Regions from separate parts of the Mus musculus genome. Here region 1 is linked to region 2. Evidence: chromatin loops called from intact Hi-C (ENCODE). Cell type or tissue: left cerebral cortex. All regions are shown on one strand.

Region 1 (8,000 bases), 300 kb before region 2:
CAGGTAGCAGACTACAGAAGAAGGCAAAGCCTGCAGTGTAAAGAGGATCAAACCACAGAGGAAATTGTGGAGCCTCCAAAAGCACGGAGCGGCTCGTCCTTCCTAGGAATCACAGAAAAACAGAGTTCAACATGGGCAAGCTTCATTCAACGGGAACTAAGGACATCTAAAATAAATGTTAAAACCATAATATTTAATATTAGAGATGTGAAAAATATGAAGATGTGTGTGTGTGTGTGTGTGTGTGTGTGTGTGTGTGTGTGTGTGTAGGCACATACATGCTCCTACCATTTTAAATTAATGATGCATCATCAAAATGCACTGCGACTAGGGACTTCGGATCTAGGTAAATATTCTCCAAATATCAAAGACTTATCAACGTTTATTGGCAATATCATTTATAATACTAAATTTTTGAAGCTCCAGAAGGCTTTAGTAGTACAAATTTTGTTACAATTCATAGGAGTAAACCATGCTCAATAGATCTCCAATCTCCTGCTTTAATAAAAAACAAATTACAGAATAAAATTTACATGATTTATGAAAGTAAAGCCTGGATATCTCTGAAGTGATGCCAGGAGCTGCTTTAAGGAAGAAACAGAAAAGGTGCCACAAGTGGAATGAGAACGGCTCCATCTGAGTGGTGCTGAACTATGCACAATGAAGCAGCTAAAGGGGACTGTGGTGTGAGTCAGTTTTTGCCATGCAAGCACAAGGACATGAGTTCTGATTGCCAGTAACCATGCAAAAAACCTAGCTGTGGCAGTCTACCTGAGAGTTATCCCAGCACTGGGCTCAGGAGTGAGCAACAACAGGAGGATCCCAGGGATTTGGTGGCCAGCAAGTAAATTAATCAGCAAGCTCAGGCTCAGGTAGACACCCTGGATCCAAAACTAAGGTGGGTGGCAATAGATGAAGATGCTCATGTCGATGTGTAAATGATCAGCTGCACACACCTGCACATACAGTATGCATGCAAAAAATGTCAAATTCTGCATATAACTAAAGGAGATCTAGACTGTATCCTTTTAAAGAGAAGGAAAATGTATTTTCATGAGACTCTTACCATTTTTAATTTTATTTTCAGCCATCTCAGCTACTCTTCAGGAGCAATATTGGTTTTAGAATCAATGGGATTCAGTGGTTAAGCCTGTAAATAACGACAGAATCCAGGGCTAGAGTTTATCAGCTTAGATATTACATCAATCTTTATTAATCTCAGTACAGGAAGATACAATCTCCCAGCATATAATTTTTAAAGGTTTGTTTTATTTGTGTGTGCATGTATGTGGGTGTCCGTGGAGGCTCGAAGACACCACTGACTCTTCCGGAGCTGGAGTTGCAGGCATTCTAAGTTGCCCAGCGTGGGTGCTGAGACCCAAGCTTCAGTTCTCTGAAAGAGCAGAAAACACTTTTAACTTGTGAGCCGTCTCTTCAGTCTCCCCAGTGTATCTTAAGATATATCCTTTTACATCCATATTACCAAAGCATTTCTCATGTCTTACTAAACAACAATATGGGCAGTGGTCTGGGGGTCACAGTTATTTACAAATACCTCATCCAACAGTGTTTTGTGATGTGTAGTGTGATCATGTATTCACCTTAATGTGAAAAACAAGAGAGCTATGGTCTCTATCTGTCACTAGTGTCAGTTCACAGTGTGCACTCTAAAGGTTGGACCATTATGTGTAAGAGAATATATACTCAGCAAACCATTTTTACTGATTTGAAATCAAGAACATTAAGTCTCAGAGAGGTGAAATACTATCGAATAACAGAGCTGGTGAAAATCAGAGTTATAGAGTGAACACTCAGAGCTTAAATACTCTTTAGGAAGTTGGCTTATCCATCTCCTTGGAGCATAACAATGAAATGCTACCTTCGTCTAATATAGTGGTTTTCAACCCCTCCTAATGCTTCAACCCTTTAATACAGATCCTCATATTGTGGTGACCCCCAACCATAAAATTATTCCATTGCTACTCCATAACTGTAATTTTGGCTACTGTTATGACTGTAATGTAAAGTTGATATGCAGAATATCTGATGTGCAGCCCACAAGGGGATCTTTACAGGTTGGGAACTTCTAGTTTATTAGATTCCCAAAGATGCAAAATTTCCATCGCAATACACATAATAGGGACACTTTTCTAGAAGTCCAGGGTTAGAGTCTCAGAACTCACATAGCAGCTCACAGCCACCTGCAACGCTAATTTCAGGATATCTGACACCCACTCTGGCCTCTGTATGCAAAATGCATACAAGATGTGCACAGAGACTCATGCAGGCAAGGCACCTATACACATCAAATAAAATACTTTAAAAAAAATTTAGGTATACACAATGCTGATGCAGGAGGAAAGGAGTGAGTTGTAGGTAGCTGTCAAGAAGGCAGACACAGCGCTGAGCATCATCGAAGTTCTTAAAGTAACATGCTCTGACACCACTAAAAGGGAGACTTGTGGCATTGCTATGGGAATGTCTGCATTGTATTTCACATATTACAAAGTGAAGGTGCCTTGATTACTCTTCTGGTCCTGCAAAGAGAAAGCATTACCAAGGTAACTTATAAGGAGCATCCTCATAGAGGCAGGGAGAGAAGGGATGGGAGAGGGTGGTTCCGGAGTGGAAACCAGGAAAGGGGATAACATTTGAAATGTAAATACATAAAATATCCAATTAAAAAAAAAGAAAGAAAAAGAAAGCATTTTACTGGGAGCTTGCTTACAGTTTCAGAGGATTAGTTTATGATTCTCATGGCAGGAAGCAGGGTATCAGGCAGGCATGCAGTCATGGGCGCTGGAGCCATAGCTGATAGCTTATCCACAAGTAGGAGGGTGAGAAAGGATAAGACTGGGCTTGCTGTGGGCTTTTGAAAGCTCAAAGCCCACCTCCCAGGGACAGACCTCCTCTAGTAAGACCACATCTTCTAATCCTTCCTAAGCACTCTACCAGCTGAGAACCAAATAATTAAATTTAGGAGCCTATGAAGGCCATTCTCATACACAGGACCGTGTAAGATGTACCTGAGTATCTATAGCATGCTAGCGTCCCCACCCCCCCCCCCCCGTGCAAAATAATCACAGCTATGTCTGCCAGCCAGAGGCAAGAGTTTCTATGGTGACATCATGAGTAAGAATTCAGAATGAACAGAAAGCTCAATTTTCACTTTGTATCCCCTGGTTTCACTTTATGTTTTTGCCGTGAAAACACACACATTACACTATATTAAAATTAATTAAAATAATATTCATAACAGCACCTATTAACATGTTACATGTATACAATGTCCATATCTGCTTTATTATTTCCCATCTAGCAGTAAAAAGAGGATTGGGGAAACTTTACAAGAGAGAGGCTAGGGGAGGCGGGATCAGAGTCAGCAGTGGAGCAAGGGGCAAGACAAACAAGATATAAACGGGGAGCAGTGTAAGGGAAGATGGGAATGGGGCGGTCTGGGAAACTACCCATATCCTCACTCCCCAGGAATCAAGGTGCCTAGACCATGCCGGTGTGGATTGCAGAGCTGGAGCTCGGAGCTCTAAAGATCTGCAGCTCAGAGACAGCCTCTGGGCAGATGCGAGCAAATCTGGTCACCATGAAGAAAGCGGCTGCTCATAGCAGAAAGGTCTTTTTTATTGAGCTTTCCAGATGCTTCCATGAAATTTTGAGACACACTTGACAAAACAGTCTTTGGACATTCACAAACCAGATGCCTTAAAACTGGACACCAAACAGCCTTATTTGCAATATTTTATATCAAAGAGAATGAGACAGAAGTCAAGAAAAGTCTCGTGAGCATCCACCTCCCCCTAAGTGTTCTGCGAGAGATGAAAGTGCAGACGTGGATGGGGCTGTGTGGGTGTGCAGTTGAGGTACCTTCCAGGATCGCAGCGCGTGGCAGCCCGCCATACAGATGCGTTCAATATTGTTTAACATTCTCTCAGCGTACCCTATGGAAGCAATGGCTTCAATAATGAAATCAAATTCCCTAACAGAAGGTTGATGGGTTTTTTTCCTTATTATTTTAAAATTTGTTGTTATAAAAAAATTAAAAATATTTTTGGGTGAGGATGAAGAAATCCCACGTTGGCGACGATAGAGTGAGCAAGGATGAATGGTTTTAACAGATGAGCTGGGGATTTAGTGTGCTTGGACAGCAAGAGTTGACTGCACGGCTTACAGCAACCCTGGGATGCAGGAAGATTTTCCCTGTACGTGATATATGTGCTTTAGAAACTTAAGGTTTGAACGAGTCCCATGGACATTCCATTCTGCTATTGTAAAGAAAAACCGACTGCAAATTAAAGAGGAAAGGAAAGAGACAATAACAACTAACATCGTAAGCCCCAATTTTAAACGGGAGAAAAGTTTAACCATATGTAACTTCAGAAGGAGTGAAGAAACAAGAATTTTAAACTTCCTGATAACTTAAAAAGCTGGTACTTCTTTTTTTTTTTCTTGTCTCCATGAATAAGTTATTTGTTTTAGCTGTTTCCTATCTCTTCTTAAGCAGTTGGTAAATGTAATTCACCGGTTTTCAGACATTGTTGCTTGGGAATTTTCCTGATTTACTTTTCAAAAGACATTAAGGACATTTTCCAAGAACTACTCCAGATTCTAGCTCATTGAACTTTCAGCCAAATGAATTTTACTTATCAAGCTGCTTTGTTTATTCTTTTCAGATATCATATCAAAAGTTGATCAGAGAAAGTTTTTTTTTTCTTTTTCCTTTCAAAAGGAGAAGAAGAAAGAATTACAGACTGAGCTTTAACAGATGTTTGGATGTTTTAATTTTTGGAGTCTGCAATTCCCACTTGACTTAATGAGCCTGTCCAACAGCGCTGGCTTTTAGGAGAGGCTGTGCTTTCTCATGCTCGCTCCTTCAGCTCGAAACCACACAAGAACACTGGAAGGCAGAGCCCAGCACGTAAAGCTAGGGTCCTGTGGGAACAGAATGGGAACAGAATTCTCCCGTGCTAATGGCTTTAGAGTGAGGGAGCACCCTCGGGTGGGGGAGGGGTGGCTGGGAATCAAGGCAGCATCACAGAAAGAAAATACTTCAAAACTACACTGCACCACAGAGTTAAAGGATCACCTCTTTGCAAGCAGGTTCTCAATCTCTTTGAATATTTTTTAACTCTCTAGTTTCAAGTGGCATTTTATTATTGATGGTCGTTTTCTGTCAACTTTTCTGTGGAAAACATTAAATTTATTGTTTTCAGATTCTGCCCCATTGAGTCACATCAAAACAAGTTGATGTCTTTCTAAAGTTAACAGTACAACCCTTGAAACCTTATTTTCCCAATGCTTGACTGACTCTTCTGTTTTGGACCTAAATGTTAGTGATTGCTTTCTTATGTCAATGACTCAGCAATTAGGTTGTGACTCTAAAGTTTCAAGTTCTTGGCACTGAATACATAATTGCTCATAAAGACATTCAATTACATTACTCGTATCCACTCCAGACTTTTCTCTGATGGAATTAACTGATGGGAAGTAAAAGAAAATCCATGCAGATATCACAGACAGCCCAATATAATAAGGACAGACTACTGAAATTACCATTTACTTTAAATTGCTGTTCCAATTTTTAGATTTAATGTACAATTAATCTCCTCTAAGAAAGGTTTTCTCTATGCAGACTTTTAAGCTACTGCTAGGTTCTAATTTTATATTGATTAAACTGAAATTAAAAAAAAAAAAACCACACACACACAAAGATGAGGGTATTTTTCAGAATAAAAGAAAATGGAATAGGATAAATAGTTACATCTAATTAAATAATAAAAACAAAACTGTAGGAAGTAGCAATAAGAAGAACAAGTTTATAAGCCTGGAATATTAAAGCAATGTCACTTCAAGTGTATTACTCTCTTGTTTAAGACTATTGTTTCAAATTGTCTATCCGCCACTTCAAAGAAACTCTTAAAAATGTAACATGAAATAGTAAAGTAAATTTACCAGATTATTCTAGTGTTGAAACGATAGTTTATTAATAAAAATGTTGAAGATGAAATAATAGGTCAACAATTTAAATTTAAAATCAAACTATATATGCATACAGCACATACAATATGTGTGCACATATACAATGTTATAATGCAGGTGATAAATTTTAACAACACTTGAATAAATCTCAGAATATCTCAAGGAGAATTAAGAAATACTATGTATACTAATCAATTGCCAAAATCATACTAGAAGCCAAGACGCATTCACAGAGTATGATAAAAATGACAAAGATACCTCCCCGTGTGCTCTTTGCCTTCAGTCGAGATCCTAGTGGGGAATGGGAGAGATGAGATGTGTGATATGTAATGGAGAGTATTACTCAGGCTCGGGTGTGGTCCAGAGAAACCTCAAATGATTCTGCACTACCCAGACCACCAGGAGCAGAGAGATGCTCTGGTGGGAGAATATCTGAGTGCAAATAGCTCTTGAAGGACACAGCAGTCTGCATGGGCACAGTCCCCAGACCAACTAAGCAGAGAAGGAGGCCAGAAGAAAACCTTACCCTTGTTTTCTTCGCCTCTAATTTCTGGTCAGGATTCTCACTGGCTGACAGGGGTAGAGTACAGAACAGAAACGGAGCTCCTAGGAAGTAAGAGGCCAATGATCAGCCAATCGGCTAGTGTGGTGTGTAGAATCCAGACAGATGGAGCAACTTCTGGCCAGAAGACTGTGTTTATCACTCCTACCTCATTCTACCTCTCCTGGCCAGGAACTCACTTACTGTGGATGGTGTAAAGGGAAGGTTAATTTTATTCTTAATGGCAGATAAAAACCATATGTGTCACTCCATAAAGATACCCAAATCATAAAACATATAGGAGTAACCCTTAACAATACCTAAGGGCTATATCAAGAAAGCATTCACTAAGTTACATAAGACAGGATGTTAAAGACACACTCCTTGGATGAAAAGATAATCTACCATTTCCTTCTAAAATCAATTTTATACATAACCTACCCCAGTTAAGCTCTTCATAGCATCTTTTTTAAGGTTAGATTTAAAGATAACTGGCACCAGAGAAAACTATGATTACTTTTCCTAAAGGTAATTAAGGCACTACTTACCCATTCAATTGAGACACTAAATAAACTAAATATATATATATATATATATATGATAAATTCTATCTTACAATCTTACAAATAAGATGAACAGATGAACACAGCAGTTTTGTTGTAGTCTTTTCACTGGTATTTAATAGCTGTATAAAATAACAACAGGTTTCATTATGACAATTCTCTAGGTACATAAACTATACTTTGGTTGTATTGATGCCACGTCCTCCCTTGTTCTCTCCGGCTCCCTTTTCATTTCGCATCTTTTCCCTCTAGGTTCTATGTGTGATACCTGTCTTTTAGAACCTCATTTCATGTAAGATGAGAGCTTCCAGTTCCATCCATTTTCCTGCAGATCAATCACATGATTTCATTTCTATCTGTGGCTGGCCAACACTCAATTGTACATCATTGTACATACATGCCACCACCTTTATATCCATTCTAAGAGGGAACATAGTTGATACCATCATTTGTCCATTCTGTTGTGTTGAATATGGGCACACAGATGTCTCCAAGGTCTGCTGACTCTTATGACTTAAGAGTCCTGTCCTGGAGCAATGTGTTATAACTGGATTGCATGGTGTCTTAGTCCCTTTTCCATTTCTGTAATAAAACACTATAACCAAGGTAACTTGTAAAATAAAGTGTTTAATTGAGCTTCTGTTTCCAAACTGCTACTGTTTATGATGGCAATGTAAAGACAAGGCACCCAGGGCAACTGAGAGCTTCTATCTCAAAACTGCATCCAAGAGGCAGTGTGCACACTGGGAATAACACAAGTCTAAACCTCAAAGTCAATCCCCGGTGACACACCTCCTTGAACAAGGCCTTGAACAAGGCCATACCTCCTAATCCAACTGGAGATCCTATATATCCCGATTCAAATATACGAGCCTATGGTGTCCATTCTCATTCAAACCACAACA
Region 2 (8,000 bases):
GGGATAAATAGGGAGGTGAGAGGACCAACTCTATTTCTTATAGAGTTTGTTCATAATACTGAAGGGAGAGAAATCTAAGAAAGGTAACTTAATTATGAGACTCTTGAATAATAATCAAGGGACAGGGTATAAAACATGATAGGTGTCACATCCAACTCCTAGAGGGTGTGGGCTGGAACATTGCATGTGGTCTGATACTTAGAATGACTCCTATTGATTTACTGCAATGTGGTTACCTTCCTGAAACTCTTAGTAATTATTAAAAAACAGGGTTCCACATTTTTGTCCAGTATATGCATTTATTTGCTTTACTTTAAATATTTCTCTTTATTATTGCCACAAAGAAACAGAAGGATTGGAATTTTCCTACAAGAAGAATTGAATTGGGGCTGGAAAGATGGCTCAGTGGGTAAGAGCACTGTCTGCCCTTGCAGGGGTCCTGAGTTCAATCCTCAGTAACCACATTGTGGCTCACAATCATGTGTAACGTGATGTCTTAATTTTTCTGTTTCCTTTTTCAGTTCTCTGTTAGCTATTGGTAAGATGGGGGGCATCAGTTGGCAATATGTGTCAGCAGAATAAAGGTACTGACTGTGCAAACCTGGGGATTTGAGTTCAATCCTCATAACTCAACTAAAGGTAGAAGGGAAGAGAGAACTCCACAAAGCTGTGATGTCCACATGGGCTTTGTGGCAAGTACCTCACCTACTACATGTACACACACACACACACACACACACACACACACACACACAAAGAGAGAGAGAGAGAGAGAGAGAGAGAGAGAGAGAGAGAATGTTCATAATAAAAAGATACAGCAGCATTTTAATGAAAAGAAATCAAAAGGCAAAAACATAGTAAACCTTTTGATTTAAACAGTCTTCAACTCGGGGTCCTGCATTTTCATTGTATGCTTTGCTTTGTGAATTAGTGTGTCCCCGAAAAGGTCACTGAAGAGTAATTATGAATCACACAGTGGGACATAAGAAGATCCATGGTCTATTCTCCTTTCCTCTTCCATAAGTCCCCAGAGCTCTTCAAGCTGCCTCGTCTGTGTGGAGTGAGCACTGAGTTTTGTTTTACTAAAATACGAGTAAAAAGTAGTCATGTTTGTTTCGGTTTTATAAATGTAAATTTGAGTTCTTTCAGGCAGTAGGAAGTCAGGGTTTATAGAAAGACAAAAGTATTATTTGGGTTATTTTATCTTTCCTTAGCTAAAACTGAAAATTGTATTCATTGCTCTACATAAAAGCAAAATCCTATCAAAGAACTAGAAAATCCCCCAAATAGCCCCTAGATTGTCACAGGGAGGGTCTGGTGTCAGATGGCTGCAGACTCTGGGGGTTCAAAGGGGAAAATGTTTACTGTGACCAGGCTAAATCTTGAATGCTTAGCTATTCAAGAACTATTACATGAATGTAAATGATCTGCAGGCTTTCCTGCCTATTTTTGGCCGTTTACAATATAAGTACTTCCACTTGTCACTGACCATTTTCACAAACATATTTAATAACCTTGAATTATTCACTGTACAGATTTTTAACTAAGTAATGCAATTGCTCTCTTTTCAGCGTGCTTCTGATACCCTGAACAAGTCTATTCTCGCAAGCCTTGTTTTCTCGGTTTCACTGCGATCATCTCTGTTATGGATTGCTCTGATTTGAGCGATAAACATTTATGTGCAATTGTAGTTTGGATTTATTTACATATCCTAATTTCAGAATTAGTATACAAATTATATATCCTAATTCGTAAGGTGGAAAATAGACCTTACAATGGAAAGAGTATGGTAATTGTGTTACGGGATATGATTTTTTTTTATTTTATTTTATGTTAGTTAATTTGTTGCTGTTGATCGCTGACAAGCCCAGCGGCAAGCATCTTCAAATATGACAGATTCTGAAGTATAGTGAAGGCTGTGTTTATTTTCAAATGACTGTGTTGTTGTGTACTACAGTCCAGACACTCCTGTCAAATGGGAGAAGAGAGACACAGGTTGTGACTGGAGAGAGGGCTGATAGAGGGCTCTTGCTACCTGAGCACACCTCTATGAAATAAGATTTTAAACAAAATAGAAGACAACAATTAAGAGATTGAAATGGCTCAAATAGAGAGGAAACCAAACCAGACTGAAAACCTACAATTAAAATCACTTGAACAGTAAGCTGGGTCACTTGTTTTCTTCTGTGTGGCTACTTTTTTAGGATTCTGTACCCACATGTCATGAATATATACCAGATTGAAAGACTTGAACACCAATTTTGTTTTTAATTTTTAATAATTTGAATATAATTAATGAATTGGGATTATTTTTCCATCTTGTAGAATCTACACAGAAGTTACTTTTTAAGCTAATACTTAAATAACATGGATATTAGTATTTTTTAAAGCACCTAAAATATTTCTGAAGTTAGGAACTTACTTATCATAATTACATACTTTTTTTTAATGTCAGAAAAATACTTTTCCAGACTTGAATCATGGGGAAGAAGTTTCTTTTTATCCAGGCAGAGTAGCTCAAAATAGACTGGATGGTTTCCAAGATTTTCAAAATGAGTTTTGATCTGGTTTAAGACAGTTTTAAATATTTTTCAAAGACAAGAACATTTTGAGAAAATTTTCAAAAGTTAGAAAATGAAGCTTTCTTAACAAGAAATAGATCTTACAAATTAACTGTTTAAAAACCTAGTAAAGTCTATTCAATCAAATCCAATCATCTCTCTTTTTCTACCCCCCCCCCCACACAGTGTGTGTGTATGTATTGGAAACTGAGAATTAACTTTGAAACTTATTTGGGAAACACAACTCCTGAAATAAGGTCAAAGGGATCTCTTCAAAGAGCAGCGTGGGGGCATCCTAGTGATGCCTGAAGATGAACAGTTGCACAAACAGCATGGTGAGAACCGACCTGGGGTCAACTAGAACCAAACACGCACCATCAATTGGCTTTCAAGGCAACCCAGCATAGGCGTAGACTATAGACTGAGTCAAGGCTGCTTACTGAAGGAAGAGGCTCTCCAGCAAGCTGAGATCAGAGCACGAGACACATACATCAAGTAACTGGTTTTATATCACTAGACATGAAGGAAGCTGTAAATGATGCTTTCATTTAAATTTAATTTCTGCTTATCAAGAGACACCGTGGGGGAACACCAAGTGAAGAAGCCACAGGCTGAAGAAGATAGTTCTCCAACCCACAGTAATAACAGAAAACTCACACCCACATTACAGGAACAGCTTACTATATGTGGGTTTTTGGAAAGCTCAGTTTCTAAATGGACATGTCACAGAGGAAGACCCACAACTCCTTGCGAGCATATGAAAGAATGCTCAACGGCAGTCAACAGCAGAGAGCTGAAAGTTAAAATCCAAACATGTTAACAGTTCACATATATACTATATAGTGGCTAAATTAGAATGGACAAATAGTGGCCAACATCATTCCCCAGTATCATACATACTGGCTGAGGTTGCAAAATCCTGTGTCTAAACATGGGTTTCATCTCTGAGCTACCTCATTTCATACATGAAAATATTACAAGCTGTGAAGACACCAGAAATCTAGACTATTTCTGCTCCCAGACGTTTTGGACTAGGATTTCTCTACTTGCATGTCTTAATTGTGATAGAGCTTGCACTAATGAATGTACACTTGTTGTGATTCAATGGACTGCTTCCTTACAAACATCCATTTTATTTATTAGATATCAATTACTAAAAGCATTGCCATATATAAGTATGACTTCGGATTATTTCACCTTAAGTAGCACAAGACTTAGCTGAATACAAGGAAAGGGGGAGATAAGAAGATGGCCTGGTGGATAAAGAGCTTTCGAGGGGCTGAGCTTATGTTCCTACAGATATGCTGGGTATGATGGAGGTACCATCCCAGAAGATATGTCTCTGAGAGATCAGGGACCAGTGTGTCTGGCCAATCAGTGAGCTCTAGGTTAACTGAAAGACCATGTTTCAAACATTAAGGTGCCCAGTGAAGATGACAGGGTAATCCTTATGCACAAACACACCCTGCACACGCACGCATACACAGACACACACACACACACACACACACACACACACACACACACACACACACACACCCAGATGTATATACCAAACATGTGTAGAGAAAAGAATAGCAGCTTTAATTTATTGAAAGTATTTTTGCTTCTGCAAAGGGACTGTTAGTTTCTGAGCTTAGCTGTCATTCATAGCGAGTAGGTGATTTTCAAGTAATTTATTTCTGCTTTCTTGTTCTCCAGTCGCCTGTGAATGTACATGTCCAGGTGCCTTATGCTAGGTTGGGCTAGTAAACAGTCCCTTTTACTAGGGAACAGGCCCTTGCACATTCTAGCTGTGAACATCGTAAGAACATATCAGGATATTTGCTTTGTAGGTGATTTTATTTAGGCAGCACTGGGTCACTTGCAGGAGCCAATCAAGTGCAGAGTAAAAATACTTGCATCTCAAACTAGGAAACCATGCTTTTTTTAAAAAAGCATTAAAAGTGTGGTGGAGATTTTTTTTTTCTTTTTTCTTTTTAACTAGGAGCAATACAGTGAATTGAGTCTGCTGAAGAACAAAGGAAATTCCAGCTTCAGGTGGGCAGTACCCCAGCTCCCATTTCTGGCTTGACAGCTTCTTGGCAAGAGCCATGGCATCAAGCTTGACTGGATGGGAAGGAAGTCCTGAGGGGAAGCGCAGGGCGGGGGCCGGAAGAACAGCGAGGGAGGCTGGAGCCTCAGCTGCAGCCTGAGCTCCGTTTCTACGGCGCAGCGCCAGCGCCACCATGTGGCCATCTGTGGCGCATCAGCGGGAGAAACCGAATCTCAACACATTTGCAGAGCACAGAACTTGTTCAAAGGCCTGGGAAATCCTTGAGCAAGAGCATCCTCCAGCTCTTTCCCATCTAAGAGTGTCAGAGATTTCCCAACAGCTCAATTAGTAACCCATCTGGAATGTTCGCTGTCTAGGCACTTGGTATTTGTTTCTGCACTTATCAAATAATGCTCAACGTTATGTGCCACACACAAAACGGAGCAGGTAGTCCGCACACATGGAGGACCAGTGGGACATATTAACTGTGAGATGATCAGTATAAGACAAGAACTTCAGTGTGGCAAGGAAAGGCACATCTGAGCCTGTTGGGGAGCATTCAGTGTTTACATAGATGTACGTACGCTTTCCTCCCACCCACGATGAGCACAGGAATTGATACCCTAGTAACGGCGGCCCCAGAGTCTGTTCTCTGTCTGCTACTGCTGCTGGGTTTCACCAACCTTCCTGTTGTTAAGTGTGCCTTCTGTGTGCAGGAAGAGAACCGTCAAGGAAAAAACAGTGTTACAATCCACTGTTACTCATAGCTGAGTTCCTGCACCTTGCCCGTTTTCCTTGCTTCCATTTCCTGTATCCACAGTGCTTGTGTATTCTCCAGTTAACACAGTGTAAACAACTGTTCTAAAAGTGCTTCAAGTTAGTTTGAAAAGTTAAATAAACAAGGCTTCTTCAAGGGCTTAGGGAATGTGCATGATGCCCGGTTGTGCACAGGTCCACTTGTGTTCCCGTAAGCCACAAGGGGTCATCCTTGTGGAGAACCTAGTGGGGTTCGACCATTGTTTCATTTGTGAGGTTAACTCTTCTCGATCAATGTCTCTGCCACTGTGGGGTCATGGCCATAATAATGACAGTCACCCAGAAGTTTAGATTCAAAATAGCAGACAATAGGATGCTGAAAAGATACCTGCTCACACCCAGCTTCCAGACCCGGTAGCAACGACCTCTGGGAGTGAACAGACCACAGCTCCCAAATGCACACAGGAAGTCACTCTCTGTGCCTGTACCCAGCAGGTTCCCGCTGAAGTGGGAGACAACTGCTCTAACAACCCCAAACAAGGATAAGGCAGGTAATTAGATGAGCCATGTAACAAGCTGGAAGACGTGATCTTAATGAACACAGCAGATTTGTTAACAATTACCGGAAACCGAACTGTCGGGCATAATTTATGGTTACGCCCTTAAGGAGCTGAGAGTCTTCACTAATCACTTATGCCTCATCCTGTTAGTGTATTCCCTTCTTGTTTACATGTGTGCTCAGCCTAAAGGTTGATGCCTTGGCTGAGGTCATCCCTCTCTGCCAAGTCTATTGAGAATCTAATCTCTGGTCATCAGGATTCATTAAACGTGACTGGATTTAAAGAGAAAAAAAAAAGGTATCATTTGGACCCCGAAGACCAAGTTCTCAGCTCAAAGGGACAAAGGTCAGGAAATAAAAAACAAAGACAGGAGATAGAGGACAGAGAGAAAGGCAGAGGAACAAGGCAGAGGGGGCAGGGATATCTGCCTAGGTATGGGGCAAAGGACTGCCTCTGGATAGAGAGGAGACAGATGTGGTCCACAGGAAAATGGCAGTTTATAGAGGTAAAGAGGGAAACCCTGTGTTTGGATGAGGTGTTGAATTTTAATTGGATAAGTTAATTAAGGAAGCTGGGGGGGGGACGACTTTTGATTGCTGGGTTTCAGTCCTTTGATAGCTGGACCTTGGCAATCAGCCTCAGGAGGAAGAAGTGGTCAAATAGCAATAGACCTTGGTGGTTAGCTTTAGGAATATAATCTGCTTTTAACAAGGCAAGTGGGATGGGAGAAAAGAGCAAGACCTGCCAGAGCCATGCTCACATACTTGAGTCCCTTCAAAAATCCACTAGAAGATTGGAATTGTCTGTGAGAGTGTTGCCCTGAGAGGACTCACTGAGGGTAAAAACCCACCTTGGAAGTGGCCAGAAGCCACCCTGGACATGGGCAGCAGCACCCATTCCATTGCCTGGGACCCCAAACAGAATAGAAATGAAGAAAGGAGAAAGTTTGTAGCAGCATTGTTTTTCAACTGTTTTGCCTGCTGAGCTGGGTGTTTCTCTGCCCTGACACTCTCCCCTCCTCCCGTCCCCTCCTGTCCTGTCTGTTATTTACTGAAACCCTTGTAAAAGTTCCTATTAGTTTCCTTGAAACTGTAAGCTGAACTGCCATCCCACCCTTAAGTTGTGCCATCAGGCTTATGTCCATAGAGATAAGAGAAGTCACTTGAGCATATATTTTCCATCCAGCTTGTGTCACATTGTGGATGTCAAGGTCTAGTAGATGGGGGGGGGGAGGGGTGCTTCTAGGCCCATAGTCCTCTTTGAGAGTTGGTTCCTTCTTTGGTGGATCAGCCCACAATACAGCCCCCTATATTTGTAACCACACCAGACTTCAGTTCATCTTCTTTGGGAGAGTCCTTTCATCTTGAACTGAAATTTCCTGTAAAAATAAGACAAACTGAAGCCAAATGGAGTCTGCATGCTCTTGCTTGTAAAACGTAATTTCAAGATCTACATGGTGGGATCTGCTTCCTTTACTGATTGATAATTCTGAGTCTTATGTCCTTTGTGGTTTGATGACAATGTCTTTCTATTCATACTATCATGTGAGAGAAAGAGAAAGGACTCTACTTAGAACACACCAAGTTTGCAGTCATCGAATCTCCTCTGCCTAGAATTTCAGTATATCCGAAAAACCTGGTTTTAATAAAACTGAGATTCTACATTTGAATTTGAATCTGACAAGACACACAATATGTGAAAGATTTCTATGATTCTCTGAATCAAACCTGTATGTGTTCCTACATAAGATAAAATAGCTAAAGTTCTGTAAAAGTTTAGACTGTTATGGATATTGTTGGGACAAGATGAAGTGAAATGAATCCTCATATAAAATAATGTGACTGTATTTTTCAGACTCTAACAACTCATGGAAAAGTGTGCCTTGCTCTGTTATTATTGGGGTTTGTGGTTATGAACAAATGTTTTTTCCTTTACAAAAAGAAGCTGCTCAGTTCTCATTTGGGCCAGCTTCCAGAAAGGCATCCTTGGTCAGGGACGCAGAGCATCCTCACTGCAGAGTAGCACAGAATGTGCTGTGAGCTAACCCCTTCCTTCTCAAAGTACTGCTTGCACACAGATGCAGGACGA

The links. Hi-C counts contacts between places; a loop is a spot of excess contacts. Peaks named below come from ENCODE experiments on the same cell type or tissue, not always from the same donor. Only the 100,000 strongest peaks of a DNase experiment are listed, where the experiment ranks them.
Region 1: a loop joins it to region 2, with 2.3 times the contacts of the local background. A loop is called at or near these places in 3 of 42 quality-filtered maps.

What each region holds. Positions count from the first base shown.
Region 1 is chr4:81,480,283-81,488,282 of GRCm38, reverse strand. It overlaps the pseudogene Gm11765. Among named protein-coding and RNA genes, the nearest start is that of Mpdz, 41 kb to the right of the region's middle. In left cerebral cortex, no CTCF peak of the experiment used is centred here; a DNase peak (open chromatin) is centred at 3,817.
Region 2 is chr4:81,175,669-81,183,668 of GRCm38, reverse strand. No RefSeq gene overlaps it. Among named protein-coding and RNA genes, the nearest start is that of Gm25803, 160 kb to the left of the region's middle. In left cerebral cortex, a CTCF peak has its summit at 4,787 (motif pointing left); DNase peaks (open chromatin) are centred at 3,263, 3,543, 3,841 and 4,762.